Regions from separate parts of the Homo sapiens genome. Here regions 1 and 3 are each linked to region 2. A link is a contact called in ENCODE Hi-C or POLR2A ChIA-PET data. All regions are on one chromosome and are shown on one strand. The core of a region is the stretch at or near the end of the contact, and the rest is flanking DNA. Distances in the headings are between cores, read along the strand shown.

The links. Hi-C counts contacts between places; a loop is a spot of excess contacts on that map. ChIA-PET counts read pairs that join two places held with the same protein, here RNA polymerase II (POLR2A). Pooled maps may share reads with other maps.
Region 1: a pooled map shows a loop between it and region 2 (7-fold over the local background). The contact joins two enhancer-like sites. A Hi-C loop is called at or near these places in 2 of 37 single-sample maps with no recorded cell type and 6 of 50 pooled maps.
Region 3: a map of endothelial cell of umbilical vein shows a loop between it and region 2 (9-fold over the local background). The contact joins two enhancer-like sites. A Hi-C loop is called at or near these places in 7 of 168 maps with a recorded cell type or tissue (GM12878, PC-3, PC-9 and 4 more), 1 of 37 single-sample maps with no recorded cell type and 3 of 50 pooled maps. POLR2A ChIA-PET finds 5 or more read pairs at or near these places in 1 of 52 experiments (SK-N-SH).

Annotation. Positions count from the first base shown.
Region 1 is chr3:115,184,105-115,188,430 of GRCh38, forward strand. No RefSeq gene overlaps it. Among named protein-coding and RNA genes, the nearest start is that of ZBTB20, 39 kb to the left of the region's middle. RefSeq lists an enhancer at 2,858-3,047. Within about 2 kb of position 3,012, at least 2 of the 41 ENCODE cell types and tissues checked have a DNase peak (open chromatin) inside an H3K27ac peak, as active enhancers do.
Region 2 is chr3:115,782,225-115,786,527 of GRCh38, forward strand. No RefSeq gene overlaps it. Among named protein-coding and RNA genes, the nearest start is that of SNORD155, 120 kb to the right of the region's middle. RefSeq lists enhancers at 1,820-2,320, 2,352-3,030 and a silencer at 2,061-2,110. Within about 2 kb of position 1,872, at least 38 of the 41 ENCODE cell types and tissues checked have a DNase peak (open chromatin) inside an H3K27ac peak, as active enhancers do; they include PC-3, PC-9 and endothelial cell of umbilical vein, where a contact is called at or near this core.
Region 3 is chr3:115,237,295-115,241,539 of GRCh38, forward strand. No RefSeq gene overlaps it. Among named protein-coding and RNA genes, the nearest start is that of ZBTB20, 92 kb to the left of the region's middle. RefSeq lists an enhancer at 1,994-3,193. Within about 2 kb of position 2,562, at least 12 of the 41 ENCODE cell types and tissues checked have a DNase peak (open chromatin) inside an H3K27ac peak, as active enhancers do; they include PC-3, PC-9 and endothelial cell of umbilical vein, where a contact is called at or near this core.

The DNA.
Region 1 (4,326 bases), core at 1,762-4,261, 600 kb before region 2:
ATATCTGATTGCCTCCTTTGGAAAGGCTAATCAGAAACTCAAAGAATGCAACCCTTTGGTTTGTCTCTTATCTACCTATTGTGTCTGGAATTGGTGGGTTCTTGGTCTCACTGACTTCAAGAATGAAGGCGGGGACCCTCCGGTGAATGTTACAGCTCTTAAGTTGGCGCGTCTGGAGTTTGTTCCTTCTGATGCTCAGATGTGTTCGGAGTTTCTTCCTTCTGGTGGGTTCGTGGTCTCGCTGGCTCAGGAGTGAAGCTGCAGACCTTTGCTGTGAGTGTTACAGCTCTTAAGGCGGCGCGCCTGGAGTTGTTCATTCCTTCTGGTGGGCTCGTGGTCTCGCTGGCTTCAGGAGTGAAGCTGCAGACCTTCTCTGTGAGTGTTACAGCTCATAAAGGCAGTGTGGACCCAAAGAGTGAGCAGTAGCAAGATTTATTGCAAAGAGCGAAAGAACAAAGCTTCCACAGTGTGGAAAGGGACCCAAGCCGGTTGCCACTGCTGGCTCGGGCAGCCTGCTTTTATTCTCTTATCTGGCCCGACCCACATCCTGCTGATTGGTAGAGCCCAGTGGTCTGTTTTTGACAGGGCTCTGATTGTTGCGTTTACAATCCCTGAGCTAGACACAAAGGTTCTCCACCTTCCCACCAGAGTAGCTAGATACAGAGTGTCCACACAAAGGTTCTCCAAGGCCCCACCAGACCCAGGAACCCAGCTGGCTTCACCCAGTGGATCCCGCACCGGGCTGCAGGTGGAGCTGCCTGCCAGTCCCGTGCTGGACGCCCACACTCCTCAGCCCTTGGGTGGTCGATGGGACTGGACGCCCTGGAGCAGGGGGCGGCGCTCCTCAGGGAGGCTCGGGAGGCACAGGAGCCCATGGAGGGGGTGGGAGGCTCAGGCATGGCAGGCTGCAGGTCCCCAGCCCTGCCCCGCGGGAACGCAGCTAAAGCCTGGTGAGTAATAGAGAGCAGCGCCGGTGGGCTGGCACGGCTGGGGACCGAGTACACCCTCCGCAGCCGCTGGCCCAGGTGCTAAGCCCCTCATTGCCTAGGGCAGCAGGGCCAGCCGGCTGCTCCCAGTGCGGGCCCACCAAGCCCACACCCACCCGGAACTCCAGCTGGCCCGCAAGCGCGGCGTGCAGTCCCAGTTCCTGCTTGCGCCTCTCCCTCCACACCTCCCTGCAAGCTGAGGGAGCCGGCTCCGGTCTTGGCCAGCCCAGAAAGGGGCTCCCACAGTGCAGCAGTGGGCTGAAGGGCTCAAGTGCCGCCAAAGTGGGAGCCCAGGCAGACGAGGCGCCGAGAGCCAGCAAGGGCTGTGAGGACTGCCAGCACGCTGTCACCTCTCACTATGACCTGGAAGCGCCCCCCAACCCCACTCCCTGCTCCCTCTTGGAGTTATCCTGCCTTTTCAGACCAAACCAATGTACATCTTACATATATTGATTGATGTCTCATATCTCCCTAGAATGTATAAAACCAAGCTGTGCCCTGACCACATTGGACACATGTAGTCAGGACTTTGTGAGGCTGTATCATGGGCACGTGTCCTTAACTTTGGCAAAATAAACATCCTGAATTGACTGAGACCTGTCTCAGATATTTGGAGTTCACATTTGGCAATCACAAATGGATTCTGAGTAGAGGTTCCCCTGACCTTTGACATATCTCCTGTTGGTGCTTAGTACCAGTTTGAGCTGTCTTTATGGGTCAAACCAATAGAATAATTTGCTGAGGCCTGGAAGCATCGCCTTCAGAGAATCCCTGATCCCCCCAGATTTGATCAAGATCTAAAGTTTATTCTGCTGTAAAACTCCTTTTTCTTGGTTCGAGGAAGGGGGAGTTTTACTTGCTTCCAGCAAAGGAGGCAAGTTTTCCTGCTTCCATGATGATGAAAGGGAGGTAACTCCTTTCTAGAGTTTGAGCTTGCTTCCAACAGGGAAGGTGAGTTTGAGTTTTTTCCTGCTTCCAGAGTGGAAGAGAGAAGTCTTCAGTCTGAGACCCAACCCTACATAAGTAGCTGAATTGGGGTTTTGTCTTGGCTAAAGTTAAGATTAACAACCAGCTGATCTTAATTTCTCCTTACCATTAGAGTGCTCAGTAATCATATTGTTGGTTTTGTTGTTGTTGTTTTTGTTTGTTCTGGTCCTTCTCCTTTCAGATTTGACCAACCCTACATGACTTGGTCAAATCTGAATGAGAATTTCAAAGTATGGGTAACAAGTCCTCTCTGAATTGGCTAAAATTCCTCACAGCTGTAAAAGAGGAAAAAACAAAAAACAAAAACCCAAAACTAGGCATTTGGTTTCTGTGTTTGCTTCCTGTCTGAAAAAAAAAAGGAAACAAAACAACAATTGTTCTTTTGTTTACTTTTCTTCCACCCCATACCGCCTTCCCCCTTTGTCATCTTCAGTACCAAGAAAAATCTAGAGAGAAGGCTTCTAATGACTCAAACTCCTTAGAGAACTCAGAACAAAGACACCACTCACCCCTTTTGGGATGTTCTGTTTTCTTTGTGGAGTTCCAAGAGTCATGGGCACATTCTTCTTAGGTCTAAAGCTCTGCTCTCCTGTATTGCATGACTTGACCTCTTTGGCTTTGGGGCTATTAGAGATTACCTTGTACTGTGAGAAGATTTGACCTTGGTGTGTATAATGGTAGGCAAGAACTCCAAAGTTAGGGGTGGCTGAAGGTGGTTTACAGGAAGTGGTTTTGGCTTTTTTTTTCCTTTCTTTCTCTCCTAGGAAGTTATTGTTTAAGGATTCTACTTTTAATTCGGAGATGCATTCTAAAGGGTCTTCTCTATTGCTTTTTCTCCCAGAATTAATGTCAGTTTGGCTTGTATGTGCACATTTGCGTGAGAAGCTGAACTGTTGTTTTCATAGGTAAATGAGAGATTTAGTTTTCTTAGCTTCGAAGAGAATGAACATTTTGCTCCACCCAGCTGAAAGGCACCCGTGGGTGACCAGGGGCCTCGTGGGAGTGTAGAGAGGGTTGACCACCTGTGATTTGCAGCAGCCCTATGGAGAATCCCCATCAAACTTGTTTAAAAAAGGGCTCATCCAGGAAGCACATATGGGAGCTGGTCACTGAGCTTTGAGCCCTCCTGGAGGTGGTAGACCTCCAGAGAATGAAACTGAGACATGAAAGAGGGTGGCAACAACTCAGTGGTAACACACTATGGAGTCCCACCCACAATCAGCACACACCACAAAAACCCTAGGCCATAGCTCAGTTCCTCCTTTTAAGAAAAAAAAGAAAAAGAAAAGTGGGAAATTAATAATCTAAAAACGAGGATAAAACAAGGAGAATGACCCCCTTTGGGGCACTCCATTGGTTTTATGGCACCTCTACTTGTTAGAGTTTGTCTAAAATAGAATTATTATGGTCTTTGTGCACATTTACATGAAAGAAAAGGGGCACTAAGATCGACCTTCAAACTACAGAGTTCTTAAGTTCTCTTTTTCTCTGTTTTTTTTTCTCCCTGCTTTAAAGCTGCTATTACTTTTTGACCAAGATAAAATCCACTGTTAGACTCCAACCATTCCTTTTCATTACTGTTTTCGCAGACCAATAAGTTTGTATTAATATCTCACGGCTAGAGTTCTGAAGTAAAAGCTATAGGATCTTTAGTGTATGAAAATGTATGTGTGTGTTTATGTGTACGTACATGTATTTTGTTGTGTTTTGGCCACAAGGTACCAAATTGGCTTAGTGAGTAGTCATCAATTAAATAATGAACCCCAATGGTTTTTAAGTTCATGTGACTTAAGTAAAATCTTTAATAATCTAGCTTTAAAATTATTGGTAAAGAACAGTAGAAATGGCTTAAGAATTTTCAGCATACATGTTTATTTTCATTTATTGATCAAGCAATTTCATACTTATCTCTGCCAAATACTATAAGGTGTCAAAATTTGGCATAAGGGATACAAAACTATAAACCCAGCCCAAAATACAATTATCTTTGCTTGCATAATTTTTGATAAATAAGAGGTTGATATTGATTCAATGAAAATAGCTAAATATTGAATTATTTAGTGAAATAGCCATAACTTCTAATCTATAGCTTTAGGCAGTCAAGTCCCCAGGCAGGAAGGGGGTTTGTTTTGTGAGGGACTGTTATCATCTCTTTCAAAACTAAACTATAAACTATGATACTCCCAAAGTTAATTCATCCAATGCCCGGAAATGAACAAGGGCAGCTTAGAGGTTAAAAGCAAAATGGAGTAGGTTGGGTCAGACCTTTTTCATTGTCCCAGTTATAATTTTGCAGTTATAGTTTCATAACTTAAAATGATGACTATTGCAGGTATCATAAATAATCTAGGTA
Region 2 (4,303 bases), core at 622-3,121:
TATCCATTTCGTATGCATCTTTCCTTCTTGATCGTCAGCCCTGCAGACTTCACGCCCAAGAGTAGATGCAGAGGCCTTAGACTACTTAACACATTCTCATAATTGCATAGAATCTAAACCCTATAATAAATCCCTGGTTTTATATCACTCACAATGGTTCTACTTCCCTAATAGAACTATAACTGATACATATGCAATGTAGTATCGCATAGCTAGAGTTTCCATACAGTATAAAAGAATATTAGTTTATTTTTCACTATGATTTTGATTTACATTTTTATCACATCATATCTCTTTTACCTCTATAGCAGGCTCAAAACTTGCTATAGATTGAAATGCTTACAAAAGAGTAGTTCTATCATTCTTTAGTATTTCTCAGACTATTACTGTGTCTGATTACTAAGGAACAAAAATGTTTATTTTTATAATTAAGTACATATACATTAATTTTGTTGTACATTTTTTTGCTTTCAACATCAAATTCTGTTTATGCATGCACGTGTAGCAGAAATTGTTGTGCCTTGTATGAATGTTTTTATAGTCCTTAAAAATAATGGATGCAATATCTGTGGTAGCCTGACAGTTTAAATAATGTTCCATTGCTCATTTTATTCAACAGATTTCCATTCAGCAGTTCTTAGCGGTATCTACAATATGTCCAGATCAGTGAATTTCTATGAGGGATTCAAAAGAAATATAAGACACAATTCCTTCTCTCGTGAAACTTATGGTCTAATATTTACTTTTATAAATAAAGGAGAGATTGAGAGACAGATTGTGTGAGAGAGTGAGTGTGTGTGTGTGTGTGTGTGTGTGTTAGGGAAGAAAGGGTTGACTTGTAGCCCTCCCCCAGGGGTGCAGCTTCAAGTAATAACAGTCCGTATTAGGGCAAGGTGGGTACTGTGGCAAACTGGAGAGCCACTTGCCCCTTCTAATGGCAGTAACAGCTCCTCAACTCCCACCAATGGGGTTACCATTTAGGTCAAGTCTCTAGATGTTCTCTTGTTCAAGGGATGCTGTAAATTGGGACAGTTACATGAAAATTCCCACTTAAAAAATATGCACGGAGCGGGCACGGTGACTCACACCTGTAATCCCAGCACTTTGGGAAGCCGAGGCAGGCGGATCACCTGAGGTCAGGAGTTCGAGACTAGCCTGGTCAACATGGTGAAACTCCGTCTCTACTAAAAATACAAAAATTTCCCGGGCGTGGTGGCGCACGCCTGTAGTACCAGCTACTCAGGAGGCTGAGGCAGCAGAATCGCTTGAACCTGGGAAGCAGAGGTTGCAGTGAGCCTAGATTGCGCCATTGCACTCCAGCCTGGGCAACAAGAGCGAAACGCCGTCTCAAAAGAAAACAAAAAAAATGCACGGAGGGAAAACAGCCCGGAGGCTGAATCCTGTCCAACAGTAGTTATAACCCTAGTTTTTCCAACACGAGTAAATATAAAGGCATCTTGCTCCTCTGGAAATAGGGAGAACCAGACCTAGCTATCTTCTTGAAAAAGAAAAAAAAATACTTCTGCATCCTCTCAACTTAAAACGAAGGAAATAAGATAGTTATCAATCAGCATCATTTGGGCATATTGTTATTATTTACTATCATTTTATTAAAATTAATAATAGATTTACTGTAAAAACAGAGCCTGCCTTGCGCGTAGCACTCGATAAACGCTTTTTATTATTCTGCTTGTTGACGCTGTTACCTCTCTTTTGGAGTAAAAGGGGGCGGAATCGCAACAAGACCCCAGGACCCCGTGTGCGCGCGCGTGTCGGGGGAGCTGACCTATGACAAACATGTGCAGAGCTCTAGTACCCAGCCACGCGGAGGCTGCCGGTTGACAGAAGCGTTGCCGCCCCCTGCCGCCGAGTTCACCCTGCCGTCACTGCTGGAAGCCGCACCCCTAGGAAAGGCTGCAAACCCACCCTGCCCCCAACACACCCGCGCTCCCTCTCTGCAGGCCGGCTCCATCCCCGCCCCCAGGTGGCCAAGCAACACCGCCTTCTAGCTTCCTCCCGACCGGGCGGCGCCTGCAGCTGCCTGGGGAAGGAGCCCCGCAGCAGCGCGAGCGGGTGGGCGGGGGGTGCGCGGGCCGCAGGGCAGGAGGGAGGGCGCAGGTAGGCGGGCGGGGAGAAGCTAGGCGGCCGGGCCGAGCGGTCGCGCCCAGCCCTGCCTCTCTCCCTTCTCGACTCACAGGCGGCCTGACTCACTCCTTTGTTTCTGGAAAAGATCTATCTGTACTAGCCCGAGGCGGAATTCACCCCGCCCGCACTCATCAGAAATCGTTTGCTTATTCTCTGCGCCCCTCCGTGCTCGCCTGGGACGCGGGCGGAATCCTGACGCAGGCTGTCAGCCGCGGTGACGGGTGACACCGGGTGAGCAGCCGTCCGCGCCGCCTTCCCTGCGCCGACGGGCAGCGCGGCGTTCGGCGCGCACTGCTGCCCCCTCGTGGCAGGAGCAAGCATCGCAGCAGCGCCGACACCACCGCCCACCTGCAGCCCGGGGAGCGTCACTTCTGGGTGTTTTTCAAAGGGAGCATTTTTACAGCTCCATTCAACTGCTGGGATTAGGAGATGTGGCTCCCAGGTTGATTACTAATGAATGAGAAGGGGTGTGGTCTGTGCGTGTATGTTCTTGTGTGCGTGTACGCGTGTGAGAGAGAGAGAGGGAAGGGGGGAGAACAACTGTAAGAGCATGTTTGTGGTGACAGGATAATGGAGAAGGGAGGAAGGAAGGGGAAAAATGAAAGAGATTAAAAAGCAAGAGAGGCAAAGTGACAGTGACGAGGGAAGAGAGTGACAGGGAAGGATGCAGAAAGAATGCAGGGAGCAACAGTTTGATGGGAAATGGGAGGGGACTTCTGCATGAGAGAGAGGTGAGGATTTGACATCCGTGAGAGGTAAAGTTTCATTTTGGTGAAGTGAACCTTGTGAACATTTCAATATACCTCTCTCCTGCTTTACGTCCCATTTTGTTTGGCAGCTGCTAGAAATGAGTTTCCGTTTTTCTGTCTTGTTTTAATATTCTCATGTCTCCCACATCACTGAGATCATTAGAGGCAGAAACAATTATGTCATGCATTCCCTGCATCTGACAGAACCCTCTGTGCGTGCTGGTTTATTAACTCCAGCCTTGCCCCTCTGCCATCAGCTACATCTGCTTTTGTTATTCTGATCCACGTTTCATGAGCATGCACACACACACTCTCTCCCTCTCTCCACTGACCTCTGTGGGCTCACTTGTCCTTTGGGAAATAGACCAGTAGCTGCTCAGAATCCAAATGTACGTGACAAACACTCTTGAAAAGGCTTCTGCCACCTACTCATCAACAAACAAGCAAAACAAAGCCCCAACAGCCACAAATAGCCACAAAAAAAGGTTCTTCTGGATCACATCTGTAACTCTTGACCTAATCCTTTCATTTTCCCTAGAAGAACAAAAGAAAGAGAGAGTTTTTGCAGGATCTGTGTTAGGCTATAGCTTGTTATGGTGGCAAAAAGGTTAAAAGGGATTTTCTATACCCCATTCTTGGTTACTATTTTGCCAACATTACCCCCCACACAAGTATGTGTGTGGGGGGCCACATTTAGAAAGTCTGGACAGGATGATAAAAATTGTTTTGGCAGAAGATAAATCATTGCATATGGGCGTGGGCAGTAATGCCCAAACTCATTTACCGTAACAAATGGTTTCATGAAAATATTTTGGTCAGTACAGCTTATTTTGGCATACTGAGAGGTGGTTGCCTATCTGTGTGATTGCATAGAGAGGATGGACATCTTGTGGGTCAGCATTGCTTAATTCATTCAGAGGGAGCTCTGAGGAGAGTGGCCATCCTTCGTGTTTGACCTTCATACTGAGGCGTGCCCAGGGATTATTGAGGATAGGAATTCAGTTTGGAGATAAACCATTCTTTCATAATTTTAGTAAATGGATTATGATGCACATAAACAACAAGAAGAGAAAAATGCTTTGGGACTTCCAAATACAAAACCTTTCTCTGACATGGTTATGTGAGAGGGGGAGAGTTATAATATTTTTGCCGCAATCAGTTGTTCTGAAGTTCAACAGAGATAATATAAGTGAACATGCTTTGCAAACTCAGAGGATGCTCCCTGAAGCAAAGGCAAAACAATGCCATAGAGACAAAGGATGTTTGCCACAAGTGTTTCAGAACCAATTGACTATGTTATCTCCAAATCATTAAATAATTGTTTAATTATCCTCTTAATATGCGAACATTTACATTTCACTTCCCTAGTTTCCTTTTTATTCCTCCATGATATGTCTTTCTGCTTGAAT
Region 3 (4,245 bases), core at 1,312-3,811, 540 kb before region 2:
TATTTATCTATTTATTCATCAATAGACATTTGGGTTGCTTCCACCTTTTGGCTGTTGTGAATAATACTGCTAAGAACATGGGTGTACAAATATTTGCTCAAGTCTCTACTCTTGTTTCTTTTGGGTGTATATCTAGTAGTAGAATTGTTGGATCACATGATAATTCTATGTTTAATTTTTTAAGGAACTGCCATGCTGTTTTCCACAGGGGCTACTCTATTTTACATTCCCAGCAGCAATGCACAAGGGTTCCAAAAAAGATATTTTAAAAACTGAAAGTTAATAGTAAAAACACTGCAAAATATTGGGAAGGAGAGCTAGGTTACAAAAAGCTAAGTGGAAGAAAGTTAACCTGTTTCATTCTCACCTTTTAATTTATCTAAACCAGAAGAGCTTCTCAAGTGATGAGTACTGAATGAGTTTCAGATATGTCCTTCTACAGATCCTCTATGTTTTGTGGAACGTATGAGTGTAGTATGGAAGGTGGGCTCTGAGGGGATCAGGCAGGGCCTGGGGTTTACAGCTTGCAGCCTGGAGCAGCCTCTCCCATTTACCCAAGGGTGCCTTACAAATACTTTCATTTTCCATATGGCTAATATATGAAAAAAAGCTTGGAAATGCTGCTCCAAAGTGTAGGGGCAAAGTTAGGATTAAAATCTGGAAGAAATGCAAAAGCATAAAATATTTATTCAACAGAACAATCTAATGAACGTTTACTCTGTTCTAGGATCTAGGTCTGACTGGGGGTAGCTGGGAAATACTGTGGGGTAAATAAGATAAAGAATTATACTTTCAAAAAGCTTGGTTTCTTGAAGGTGAAGGACAAACAAATAAGCAGTTACAGTACAGCATGGAAAGTAACTCACTGGGGGAAGGGGGACCACAAAGTGTTGTATATAGCCACCAGCCCTCACCCATTCCGATCTTGAGATTGAAAGAGAGAGCTCTCTGAACTCTTCTCATTTTCACTGTTACGAGAAGCCAAATGAAATATCTGTTTCTCATTTTATGGGATGTGGATGTTCAGGGTACCTTAGGCATGTCAGGAAAGAAATAAACTGCCTAGACTGAGTAGAGCTGCTTATTAAAATTTTTAGTAGTGTTTGATGGACAAAGTGTCAGGATTTATAAAAAGCATTTGCATTATAATTGAGAGAAGAATTATGAAGACTCCCTCAAGGAAGCCATCCCTGAGAACTTCTCATGTCTGAACTCCAGGCTGAGTTGGGCTCTGGTTCTCCCTGCTCTCAGCACCCTAGGTTTATTTCTTATGGAAGTACTTATTACCCAGTACTGTCATTGTCTGGTTACTTACTGTGTTAGTCTGTTTTGTGCTGTTATAACAGAATACCTGAGACTGTGTAATTTATGTAGAACAGAAAATTATTTTCTCACAGGTCTGGAGCCTGATAAGTTCAAGATCAAGGCACCAAAATTTAGTGTCTGGTGAGGGTCTTCTTGCTGTGTCCTCCCATGGCAGAAAGCAAAAGGGCAAGAAAGCAAGTTAGCTGAACACCTTCTGAAGTCTCTTTTATAAGGGCTTTAATCTATTCATGATGGAGAAGCCCTCACCACCTAAACACCTCCCAAAAGGCCAACTTCCCAACACTGTTGCATTGGAAATTAAACTTCCAACACAAGAATTTTGGAGGACATATTCTGACCACAGCACATACCTAAATCTCCCACCTCACTCCGTGTGTTATGGAGACAGGAATTGTACTCAGAAATGTTTCTGGGAATAAGTAAGTGGAGCAATAAGATAGCTGTAAAGCAACTGGGACCATTTATATGAAGCAGCCAAGATACCCACAATAACTTGGAGAAACTGCTCTGGAAAAGTAGACATTAAGTCTCCATTGTTGGGGTTTCTGACAGCTGTGGCATGGTGGCATGGTACTACCATAGTTCTTCTACTCTAACACTTTCAAATACCCTTTTAGGTTTTTTCCCTAAGTTCTCCCTCTTTCCTTTTTCCCAGATAATCAATAGATGATTAAATGTCTATGTGAATTGCAACTGTCTGAGTTCATTGTGTTATTGTATTTTTTGTTAAATGGGTATAATTTGAAAACAAGACCTAGAAATACTGCCATACTTTATCTGGAGTCATCTTAGAAGATTATTATTATCAGCATAATTATCTACTTTCCATACAACTTGATTGTTCACATTATATATATTTTTGACTTGAGGTGGAAGGATGACAAAAGGGTCTCATTTAACCTTTTCTGTTTTTAAATAGAAGCAAGATTATTTCTAAAAGTCAATAAAGGATATCCCAGAGGAATTGAGGAAAAATGGGATGAGGACTTCAGTAAAACATACTTTGGTGACAAACATTTTGATATAAAATTTTGTAAAAGCACACACATCCTGATGGGAAGAGGATGAGTAATTTCTTTTTAATTCAGAGCAAGTGTTCTAATCTGGCTGAAATTCTGGGAAGTGCTGGAAATCCCCAAAGCAAAGTGCCAGATGCCATTTCTGGATCCTGGATACGTGGGCTTGGTTGCTAAGATGATGATGCCTCCTCCCCTTCACCACATTCAGCTGACGCCTGAGCGACAGGGAGTTGATGTACGCAGAGCACGGATCTAACAATGTCAACTGTGCTGACATCATCCTAGCTGTGCAGGGCTGATGGGAATTCAGAATATCAAACATCATATCAAGGGCAGTGAGCAGGTGTGACTCATTTCCCTGGAGAAGTGGGAGAGAGGAAGGGAGAGGGCAGGATTATCTCACACTGACACACACACAGCCTTTAGACTGAGCTATTTGCGTGGCTTATTTAAAAGCAGCAAAACAATGTTCTGTCTCTCTCTTCATTTTTCTACCGGAAACACTTTATATTCTAGTCCTATGTGTCTCAGCATAGAATCGAGCCTTTCAACATCATAGTGTATTAAAATACACATTATTTAGGATCATTACTTTTTATGTTACATAAACCCAACTATGAGAACAATTCAAACAAATAAATTTTATGTTTTTATTTTCTCTTCAGGTATCATCTAGTGAACTGTTCAGATGCAACTGAATTGAAAAGGAGCTGAACAAAAGATCCTGAGAGAGGTCTGATGAGACTGCTTTGGTATTACCAAATATATACAGCATTTCTGTATTCTAGCAGAGTATATTGCTTGGTACGAGAGAAGGGGTGCATGATAAATGCTCAATAATTGCTCCTTGGGTGAATAATACAAAAAGACTGTACGTTTGTAAGAATGAGCGTTAATATATAGATTCTCATGTATTTTATGGAGTTGATTATGTATCAGTTGACTTTAAGGGAAAATGGTAATAAGACTGGATACAATAACAATTGTGGTGTTAGTGAAGTTACTGGTTTCACAAGTCTCTTATCCATTGGAACATCTTATTAGAATGATTAGGCTAGGGCAATTAAATCAGAAAGGAGTGTACATCAAAACAGTAAACAAAACAAAACTAAACCCTTCTGCTTCCAAAGGCTTAGTGTTTAATAGCAATGAAAGAGGTACAGTGAACTGACATGGTTGTATTCTCTCCAAAATGACCCTAACGTGTCTTATCACTCTGAGAAGTACTAATTTATCTATGTCTTGTGTCAGCCATAACACAAGGAACAAAAGGACAAAAATTGTTGTTACCCTGTACTCAGTGCTAAAAAGTACCACTTATACTTCCATTTACTCTGTGTGTTTAGTAAAATGGCATATGTATGATAGATTGTGAAGCATATTGGAATCTATGTGTATTGGTTTTTATTGGTATAGCTTGAACAGCACAGAAACAGAAAGGTGTGTTTCAGCTCAATCTATAGGATACTACTTGTACAATACAGATGGTGTTGGAGGCAATAGGAGGGAAGAACATGAAAAGAGAGGAGTGACTTCTATAGAATTATATGTGCAATGACATAAAGAACTCCAAGTTCTTGCTATGAGATAATAAGTAAGTTGATAAGAGAGATGAAAGGATATTAGCATGTTCCTAGAAGGCATCTTAAATTTTGAAGACAGATGTTGAGATATGTAGAACAAATTTTCATTTCATTTTCTCTGCTTTGAAATTACTTGGTAAGGGATTATTCTTTCTCTCTGTCTCCAATCACAATTCCTAATACAGACAGTTTGAGATTCACACAATGTTTAACGGTAATGTTCGATTGACGATAATGGTGATGATGATGATGTTGATGAAAGTGATAATCTGTAGACCCTAGACTAGTGATTCTCAAACTGGCTCTTAGAGTCCTCT